2 separate regions of the Homo sapiens genome follow, and region 2 is linked to region 1. Evidence: chromatin loops called from intact Hi-C (ENCODE). Cell type or tissue: psoas muscle. All regions are shown on one strand. Region 1 overlaps ZFHX3 (zinc finger homeobox 3). Region 2 has its middle 260 kb from the start of PSMD7-DT.

Region 1 (5,000 bases):
AGGAAAGAACAATTTCATTCTTCGGGGATCACAGATTGGTGTATTATTTAAGTAACATGATCATGTGAGAGCCTCGGGTACAGATACCCTGATTCTTAGGAGAATTTCCAAATTTCTGTCACACTGAGGCACTATGGGGGCTTTGTCAGGTTTGGGGAAGGTTTGAATTAATCTGCATTATCCTGTTAAGAGTTAGGAACAGAGGGACTAGTCTTAATCATTGATTGACTCCCCTTCCTTCAAGCTTATAAGTGATTCGTAGAATACCCGCCGTGGACACGTCACTTGGCCCCCATTATTTGGGAAAATAGTACCTTTTTTTTTTTCTTTTTTAAACAGCTAGAACATTTTCTTGGGTGATGCGTTTGGGGAGTGCATACAGTGAGGTTGCGGGGTTGAATGCTGGCTTTGTGGTGATGCCACCTCTATTTTTGGCTTCTGCCTGGTGCTGCTTTCGCGAACCAATTTCCAGGTTGTTCATAAGATTGGTGCAAATTCCCATGGGGCTGCCAGTTGGCATGCTCTCCTCCTTCAGGAGCAGATTTCACCACCGATGGGGGAATTGTGCAGTCACCTTTACCAAGATGCTAAGTATAAGGTATATTAAGAGATCAATTTGCATTTGTGGTCAGCAAAACCACTTTGATTGAAGGGAAATTTTCTGGGACTGGGGTATCATCCCCTTAACTGAAGCTGTCCTAGGAAGCTTTCCCCTTTAGAAGGTATTTATCTGCTGGAATTCTTGCACTTCAGGGCTCTGCACTTAGTCAGGAAGCCTGAGTGATGAGCAGGCTGGATTTTGCCAGGCACTAGTAAGTAAGTGCTATCTGGGAGAAGCAGTTGTAAAAAGGAGGTGGTGATGGAAAGAGTTTTGTTTTGTTTTGTTTTTGAGACAGGGTCTCACTCTGTTGCCCAGGCTAGAGTGCAGTGATGCAGTCATGGCTCACTGCAGCCTCAACTGCCTGGGCTCAAGTAATCCTCCCACCTCAGCCTCCCAAGTTAGCTACGACTACAAGCATGTGCCATCACACCCAGCTAATTTTTGCATTTTTTGTAGAGATGGAGTCTCACTCTCTTGCCCAGGTTGGTCTCAAACTCCTGAGTTCAAGCAATCCACCTACCTCGGCCTCTCAAAGTGCTGGGATTTACAGACATGAGCCACCATGCCCAGCCAAAGAGGTTTTTTAAAGGCCTTCAGTCACTGTTGAACATGGAAATGAAAGGCAGAAGGGACCCTAGGAAGACACTGCAGTTTTCCAGTATTTGCTTTTATTTCCCTAACTCTTTAACATGAAAACACACACAGGAGGGGGTGCTCCAGTTTGAGGCTACTGTGGGCTTCCGTATGGGTTTTAGAGACACCTTCTCTGGTGTCTTCTAAAACACAGAGCTGTCTGGGAGGCATTGGGCCTGCTACCTCCTGCCCAGAACCAGGGCGGGACTAGGGGAGTGGGGATGACCTTCTCTCCCAGGTCCTGGCCACGCCCTTGGGAAAGCATTCCTGGTGTGCTCTGGTTGGGATTGGAAATACCATTAAATGCTTGAAGGAGAAGATGGTTTTGATTTGTCTGTTTCAGCCTTAAAAATGGCACAGTGGCTGTTATGTGTCTTGGTCTCTTTTTCTGTAGGAAAGACAGGATTTTCCAGATAAAACCGATCATCAGTCCATCAGGTCTTCACTTGTTCCCACCATCTGTCAGTAGCTAATATTATAGGGGAAAAAAATCTGCAGCCTCTGTAATAATGACCCAGCCAGTTACCAGTGACTTCGCAGAAGAGGGGGGAATGCAATCCATGATCTGTGGGGGGAAAAGCAAAAAACCTCCCCTCCATTCTCCAGCACGTGTGTATCAAATCTACATTCCTAAAGAGAACAAGGGCTAGATAACAGCCCTAGGAGCTTAGCGTGTGGACGCAGATCTCTGTTTCAAAGCGGGATGCTATTTTGCCCCTGGTTCCCACGTGTTTCCAGGGCCGGGAGACCAAGCCCTTCCCCAGGCCTGGCTCTTGGTAAGCAGCTTGCTTTATGCTTTCGGAACCAATAAAACACACCCTGCCTGCAAAGCATCGTGGGCCTGAGCTGTCCAGACAAATTTTCAGTTTGCATCTCTGTTTTTTAATCATTTCTCTACCTTTATTGGTATTCAGAGCTCACAGTTTTCCGGTTACTGTCAGCCTGGGCTTTCATCCATTTTAAAGAGCTATTTTTCCTCTTGCTGTTGATGATGATGGTATAAAGACAGATGGTGTAACTGCTTATGAATGTCCTATTTTATTTCTCCAGGACCAGACAGTTCACTTGAAGACATATATTATTTCCACATGCTCAGGTTAGGCGGTCCAGACTCCTCTGCCTCCTGCAGCCAGCTGCCCTTCCGGGCCTCGCCATGCGGAGGGCGACACCTGTAGGTCCTGGATGGAACTGCAGGGATGAGCTGGCTGGGCTGAATGGGACCTGCTTTTTAGGTGGGGGTGGGGGACTGAGGACACTGATCCCCTTGAAAGGGAGCTGGCTTATCCAGGATTTTCGTAATCATTTCTTCTTCTACCACGCATAGAACAGCCTTTTAGTGAATGAATCACAAATGATAATATTAAACCTAGGAACTCAAGAAGAGGACTTGATTTGTAAATCTTTTTAAAAAAAGAGATAAGCAAAATAAGTTCTTGAAATAACCTCTTTCGTTGATCCTCTCATCGGAACTCAGCTGCCTTCATTTTCTGCTTGCAGTAGGGCAGGGAGGGAAGAAAGCAAAAGCCCAAGTGGGCTCACAGAATGAGAGCTCCAGGAATATTCACAAAGCAACATGCAGTTTCCATGCTTGATGCATCAATGATCTGCTTATACATTACAGTCTCTAGTTTCTCAACAGATTTGTTTGGTAAGGCTCAAAGAATTGGGGTCAGTGTTGGGTGACTGTGAGTTTTTAGTGCTCTGCTGTGATAGCTGCAGGCTGTATAATGTGCTGGCTTGGAGATGGCCCCCCAGTGGGTAAATCCCTTCCCATGTCTGCTGAGCAGCACCTTCAGACACTGCACATCACCATCTCAGGGTGTTCTGTAGTTTGTAGGTATCAGACTGTCTTCATCTAAGGTGGTCATATGTATGCACTAGAGATGAGAGGCCATTGAGCCATCTCTTTGCCTAATCAAATTTGATTATCCCATTTATGCTGGAGATTGCAAATTTTTTGTGTGTGAAAAATCAGACCTTGGCGATGACCTTGGGCAGTAGGATATAAATAACTCCTACAAGCTTAGTGTTCCAATAATGGAACAATAGGCATAAATGTATCAACACTACAGATATTTTGTATCACAGCATGTATTGGGACAAATAAGGGTCCTTTAAGGGACCTAGCTCATCTGGGTAGACCGAATGCAATAATATTCATTGACCGCACGCTGGTATCACCATTCAAAGATGAATTTTATCATTATAGTGTTGAACAATTTTATTGAAATCCTAAAAATGTGCACAGAACGTCCCACCTGGACATAATGAAGATAGTTCCTGTGTCACGCTGTGTAATTTGTTATTACTCTACTGACACCTATACATGTTTACTCTACTAAATGATGTATGGTGTCAATGTGGGGCTCTATATCTGATTGACTTCAAGCTGTGGTTGCCTGATTTTTCTCTGTTTGAACTAAGGGTAGGGTAGGGAAACTTGATGTTGACTTTATTGTGCAGTGAGACAAAGAAGGAGACAGAGAAATTATATGTGGAATCCTGAGTTGGAGATGAAAATAAACAGTACCGTATTTCACCTGTATTCCCAGTGACTGCCTCATAAACTCCCTCTTGGTGGTAAGGAAGAAAGAACGTTCCGTGACACTAGTTCAGTTTTCCAGACCTTGGACCTCCATCATCTCTTGAGTCAAGACAATCTGATTCTAAATAGACATCTTCTTCCTCAGTGTTTTAGAAACCCTTTGAGACCAATTTACTTTGTACTCCTGTTACTTCCTTCGTGAGATACATTTAGAGGCTGTTTTCTAGACAGTCAGAAGGCATGACATTTAGAAAAATGGAAAAGTAGCATTGGGGTAGAGGCTGTTTTCTAGAGGGTCAGAAGGCATGATACTTTAAAATACTGAAAAGTTGAATTGGGGTTGGACAGACCTCTGGCGGTGCTGGATAGAGGCCTGATCCAGTGTTCTAAGCCAGACCCAGTACTTCCTTGCTGGGGTCTGGTCTGCTGACAGATGTGGGCATCCTTGCCCTCACGCCTGTGTACCTGAGAAAATGTGCTCTTCACAGCCTCCTAATAATTTCATCTTTATTAAAATTATTTCACCTTGGTTTGTCCACTTTATTCATTCCCTTAGCCCACTCTTACTGAATGCATGTTTTGGATAATGTTTCGGAGGGCCAGGAAAGCAAGAGAGAAGTGTCTCCCCTTCTTTCCCTCAGCATCTAGAGTATCTTATTCTCTTCTTCCCCACTTGGCTGAACGACATTTGACTTCATAAGCAGCCTAGCGTTGGCAGCCGTCATTCTGCCTTCACTGTAGCACTGTGTACTGAACTGGAGAGAGGTTTCCTGCATTAGTTTTAAACCCGTAGTGAGTGAAGGATGGAATTGCTTCAAAAAGAAAGTGTACGACTCTGTTACAAATTTTTATCCCTTACTCTACAAATCTCACTTCCCACCACTGCCTCCTGGCATGTTCACAAGATACCATTTGGTTTCTGGAACTCTTCAAACTGATGAACTCATATCACTGATATTCTGTGACTCTTCGCAACCTGCATGACTTCCAACAATTCCCACACACTCTGGCACATGCATAGGCACTGTGAGCCCTGTGAGGGGTCAGTGACTGGGGCTGGTCTAGGCCAGTACCAGGAGGCTTTGGGAATGGAGCTAGGCATGAAGTGAACAGGTGGCCATGTTTTGCATTTTCAAGTGTAAAAGACTTGCATGCAACTTCAGGGATTCAGGTGGAGTTACTGCTTCAACCAGGATTGGTTTTTCAGTTAGAACTACTCAA
Region 2 (5,000 bases), 1.1 Mb before region 1:
AAAAGTGTCCTATTTTTGGTGCTGATATTGTAGCCTGGTGCCAAGGCAAAATTTGATTCATTTCATAGAAGCCCTGTTGGACTTTTTCCTGAAGGTAGGAAGACTAATTTCTTGGTATTTATCATAGTTTATTTACTGTCTGTTTTTGTTTCTTCAAATAACTCCAATTGTAGTTGGGAATGATATTTTGGGAACTTGGGGAATGCTGTTAGGAGATATACTGACTTTTCCCTGTGCCCTTTTCCCCTCATATGTATTTTGTTATTTCCATACACTTATTCCTTACCAGAAACAGCCCATGAAAATGTCTGATGAGTTAATTGCTTTGAACCAAGAACAAAATGCAAAAGCAAGGCAAAGGGGAGGAAGCTACACACCGCCTACGTGCCCCCTATTGAATTTTCCAGAATCATAAGATCACTGTCCTCCCTACTCTTACAGGGCTGAAGGAAAAGTGAACATGCTAGTTTTTTGGTTTTCTTTTTCTTTTTCTTTTCTTTTCTTTTTTTTTTTTTTTGAGACGGAGTCTTGCTCCGTTGCCCAGGCTGGAGTGCAATGGTACTATCTCAGCTTACTGCAACCTTCGCCTCCCAGGTTCAAGTGATTCTCCTGCCTCAGCCTCCTGAGTAGCTGGGACTACAGGCGCATGCTGCCACGCCCAGCTGATTTTCCTCAAATGTTCTTTCTTAGGATAGCTTTCCCAAGACTATCTTTGACCACTTTCTAATTTTCCCTCCTCTCCCCACCACCCCATGACACTGTTTATTACAGTAGGATGGTACCTTATTGTAGGCTTCTAATGGATTTGAAAGCTGCCAGGGCAGGGACCTTTTAGAGAAGGTATAACAAAGCAGGGGACTGGACCTGCGGAATAAATTCTGGGGAGGGTCATTGGTCTTTACACTGTTTCCTCATTTCTCCAAAATGCAGATTAGGCCCATTAAAGTGCTCTATAAGATAAAGTAAGCAGTAAAGCCCAGATGATTTGCCGATAAGCTATAATATCTCCAGTTCACATGTGTTAGAATAAAATATCTAGCCTAAGTTCTATGTACTTCTAGAATCTTAAAAACAATTATAGCCTTAGTTTCCATGGCTTGTGTTAGTTCTTTTAACAGACTCATGCTTTTAAATAAGATGTCTTGGGTCAAATTGAATTAGGAATGTTTTGTTGTTTTACAGTTTTATGGATGGTGTTTTATAAATGTCTCCTATTTCTTCTCAATCAGACTTCATAAAACTGCTTAAAAATCAACGAATTAGTTAGAAATCAAGTTAAAGTAATAACTTTTGATTTATCTGTCAAATATATTTTTCATGGGACTTAATCACCATTGTTTTTAAACAGAAACATTAAAATACAAAATGAGGCTTGTTTTTCATTTTTTAAAAAAGGAATCAGTAACACTTGCAATGTGTAAACATTGTTCTCTGGTAAATTATAATCAGATTGCTGTTGGATTACATGTACATTGTGCTAATGCTCAAAGATTTTTTTCTAGTGATGTCATTACAGGGTATGAGTAGACAGGATCTGTCACTATTAAAAGAGACTGTGCTAACAATTCGCTGCAGAGCAAGGGTTACCCCAAGTAACAAGGGGTAACTTGATTGGAGTAGGATTGGTTAGAATTTGTAAAGACGCACTTCTTTGTATTGAGACGAACTTTTATATGTTATATCCTAACTCCTTCCAGGTCAAGAGTCATTAAACACAGAGCATTTTATTCATTTAAAGAGTATCTTCAGTGCCGCCAAATACAGCTCTGTGTACCATTGACTTTACAATAGGATCAAATGATAGAAAAGTTGAGCCTCGCAGAAGAAAGTTTTTCTCTTTGTGCATGCCTCTGTTATCATTGTAAAGATAAAATAAGAAGTGAATGGTCACGCAAACGGGTTTTAAAGCAGATGCTTTTTATTTCATACTCTTTCTTCCTGTTTTTTACTCCACTATGGTGAATGCCTTTGGACTGGTTTTCATTGAAAGAGGACAGGAGGCAGCTGTGATTCTGATGTGTCCACTAGTGGGCACTGCAGTGCTTCTAACGTTCTGTATATTTTAAAATCTGGGCACAGGATAAAAAAATCGTATAGTGAATGGTGAGTTTCCGCCCCTTCAGAGCTTCTGTCCTGTCAAAAAGACACCAAAAATACACTTGGAAGATTATATCTACTTAAATTATTTACTAAAATTTTAGAACAAAATAGCATGCTTGAGATTGTGCCTCAGTTTTTTGCTGGCATTCATTTATATTTGTGAATTGTCACATTTATTCTTGTTTGACAGGCATACACTTTGAAGTCCACATTATGCAAAAAAGGAAAGGTACGTAATGCCAGAGTCCAAATTAACAATATTTATTAGGAGAAAATCCTGCCTTTTCCTATTAAAGAAAAACATTTAACAGGGTTGGTTTATGTAATTTTGAGCAAGAAGCAGTGCAGTTGTGGCTAAGATGTCTATTTGATATTTAGGGAAGAATTTGATGCTTTAATAAGGGAATCCTCCGTCTCCCTCATCCATCATCCACCATCCTCATCCATCCAAACACCACTGTAAATTTGTCAGAGCCTTTTCCATATTCAGTACTTGTATAAATAATGGCTGCTGTGCTTTGAAAAAAGGGAAATGTACGTTTTCCAGCTATGTTATATATCTGATCACAGTCATGGAGACATCTCATAGTTTTTGTTTTGCATTGCTCGGCCTCGGTGCATATAATTTAAGCCCCAGAGCCAGAGGACATTTTTGTGTGTCGACTCTTATTGTGGTTAGTACTTGCCAAAATGAAATTGGTTTCTTTTTTTGCGGGGAGGGTGGGTGCGGCGGTGCAGAGGGGAGCGTTCCTACAGCAGAGGAAACACAGCTCCTGCTCCATTACTACGCTTTTATCATTGCCCATCGCTTCTCCTTCTCTCCTTTGCTATCTTAGGGATTATGCGGGTTCTCTGCAATATTCTGAAATTAATCAAAGCAAGCAAAACCCCATGCCTTATTATCCATCACGGGAAGAGAGTGGTTTCCACAATCCAGACGGCTTTGTGATGTTGTCCAGTTGTGTAACTAGAATTTTATTATCTTTTAAAAGAAGCTTCTGGTTTTTATACAATGAAATCTTTTCATGTTTAACTTGTACGAGCGATGGATCGCTCCATGTGAGTATGACAAAGGATATGAATTTAACCAATAGGCTGTTTCTCTTATTTAAATAAGAAACTGATCTGTGAACAATGTCTATTTCTTTCTTTGATTTTTAGCATAGCAGAACAGCTGTATGTCCCTAATGTAGTTTGGGTCATAAAAGCTTTCTATGCAATGAGATAGGAACAAACTTACAGGATGCTTATCTGGACCTTGTGTTCTATCTCATCTTTTTATAATCATGCTCTACAAATTATTGTTTCCCACTAAATTGGTGGCCATTGTACAGATTGCAGACACTTAGTTTGATTGAAAGTAATAAAAGGAGATTATCCACTGAGTTGGTTGAGTGAAGGTTCTGATATGACCCACTGCCTAGAGTGAAAAGAATTAATCTTATAAACCCGACTCACTTCTGCCATGCTTTGAAAAACCGCCAGGAATGCATTAGACCCTTTTTGTCTTTAGTCCACTGAAAGCTAAAGGTGGGTGGGGCAGACCTGATGTAGAAACCAAATAGGCCATGGCCTGAGTGTTATGCTTTGAGTGGCATCTTGAACTGTGGTGGGGTCTTTTTTTCTTGCTCCCTGAATGATGCATTTCTATCACGACAATCTTGGGGGAGAAGGAGTGTAGTTTTTATTTAGTAGGTGTATATATATTATTCTTTGTGCCAGGCACTGTTTTATATTCTAGGTTTAGAATCAAAACTTATTTTTGTATGTTATCATGAAATAGAATATTATTATGCCAACTTGAAGAGTGTGGAAACAGGTATAAGGAAGTATAGTGCAGGGTCCTACAGCAAATAGGTAGATGACCTGAGATTCAAATCCAAGCTATCCCCACACCCCCATCAAAGCACTTTCTTGTAAATATCATATTCTCCTGCCTACTCTAAGAGAGCAAGGAGGAAACGTTATCTCCAGGAGACCAGGGTGAGATTATGCAGCATGCCCAACTCCAGGCTGGGACATGGAGGCTCTCAGGGGGAAGAAAATGAATGAATGAGCTCCTGATGAAGGGAGAACCTTCTGTCCTTTTAAGGAAATAGCATTGTGGGCTTAGAAGACAAGCTTTGGAGCCAGTCGAACTTGAAAGCATAGGCATCCTGACTCTCCCCTTAATTGATTTTGTGACTGAAAGCAACATTACTAACCTCTTTGAGTCTCTGTTGCTGTCTCCTTAATAAGCCTCTCAGGTTGTTGGGAACCTGCGGGAAGATGGCCTGTGACTACTGGATGGCAGACACTAGCATGGCGGGCTGTCCAAAGACAGGATGTGCTGCCTGGAGTGGGAGGTTGGAGGTTGAGAATGGTATTTGGCACCAGGAAAAAGGCAGAGCAAGTCACAAGGAGCAGCTTCCCACATCTCACACTGGAAGAATCTTAAGGCACCTAAACCACATGACAATTCCCAACCTAGAGGCAACAAGTAGTGGGACATAGTAGGACGTCAAACCTACCTCCATGACTTTTGGATCCTAGAGAGAGAACTCTTTCCCCAGAGCTACTTTCAGGATAAGCTTCAGGCAGAAATGGTAGCATCAACTCTGGTCTTTATTTTAACTATGTAATTTTCAGTGAGTGTCTGAAACATCATAGAATGCTCACATCCAGTCTTCTTTCCATTTATGGAGGCAGCCATGGGTTAATGAGGGAGGAAAGGGGAAAGCATCTCTTCTATCCATGTTTCTCTTTATATCTTGATTTCTGCCTGTTGTGGGGGCAAAAAGGAAACATTGTGCTGGAGCTGCTGATGGGAATCTAAATGACCACAGTCACTACGGAAAGCAGGACGGAAGTTTCTCAAAACATTCAAAACAGAGCTACTATATGATCCAGCAATCCCACTA

What was found. Peaks named below come from ENCODE experiments on the same cell type or tissue, not always from the same donor. Only the 100,000 strongest peaks of a DNase experiment are listed, where the experiment ranks them.
Region 2: it touches region 1 in a loop (3-fold over the local background); 10 of 110 quality-filtered maps call a loop at or near these places.

The regions. Positions count from the first base shown.
Region 1 is chr16:72,830,137-72,835,136 of GRCh38, reverse strand. All of the region lies in intron 4 of ZFHX3 (zinc finger homeobox 3), which reads left to right. Among named protein-coding and RNA genes, the nearest start is that of ZFHX3-AS1, 170 kb to the right of the region's middle. RefSeq lists an enhancer at 1,850-2,019. In psoas muscle, a CTCF peak has its summit at 2,410; a DNase peak (open chromatin) is centred at 2,386; H3K27ac peaks cover 1,716 bases.
Region 2 is chr16:73,953,815-73,958,814 of GRCh38, reverse strand. No RefSeq gene overlaps it. Among named protein-coding and RNA genes, the nearest start is that of PSMD7-DT, 260 kb to the left of the region's middle. In psoas muscle, a CTCF peak has its summit at 2,031 (motif pointing right); a DNase peak (open chromatin) is centred at 2,020.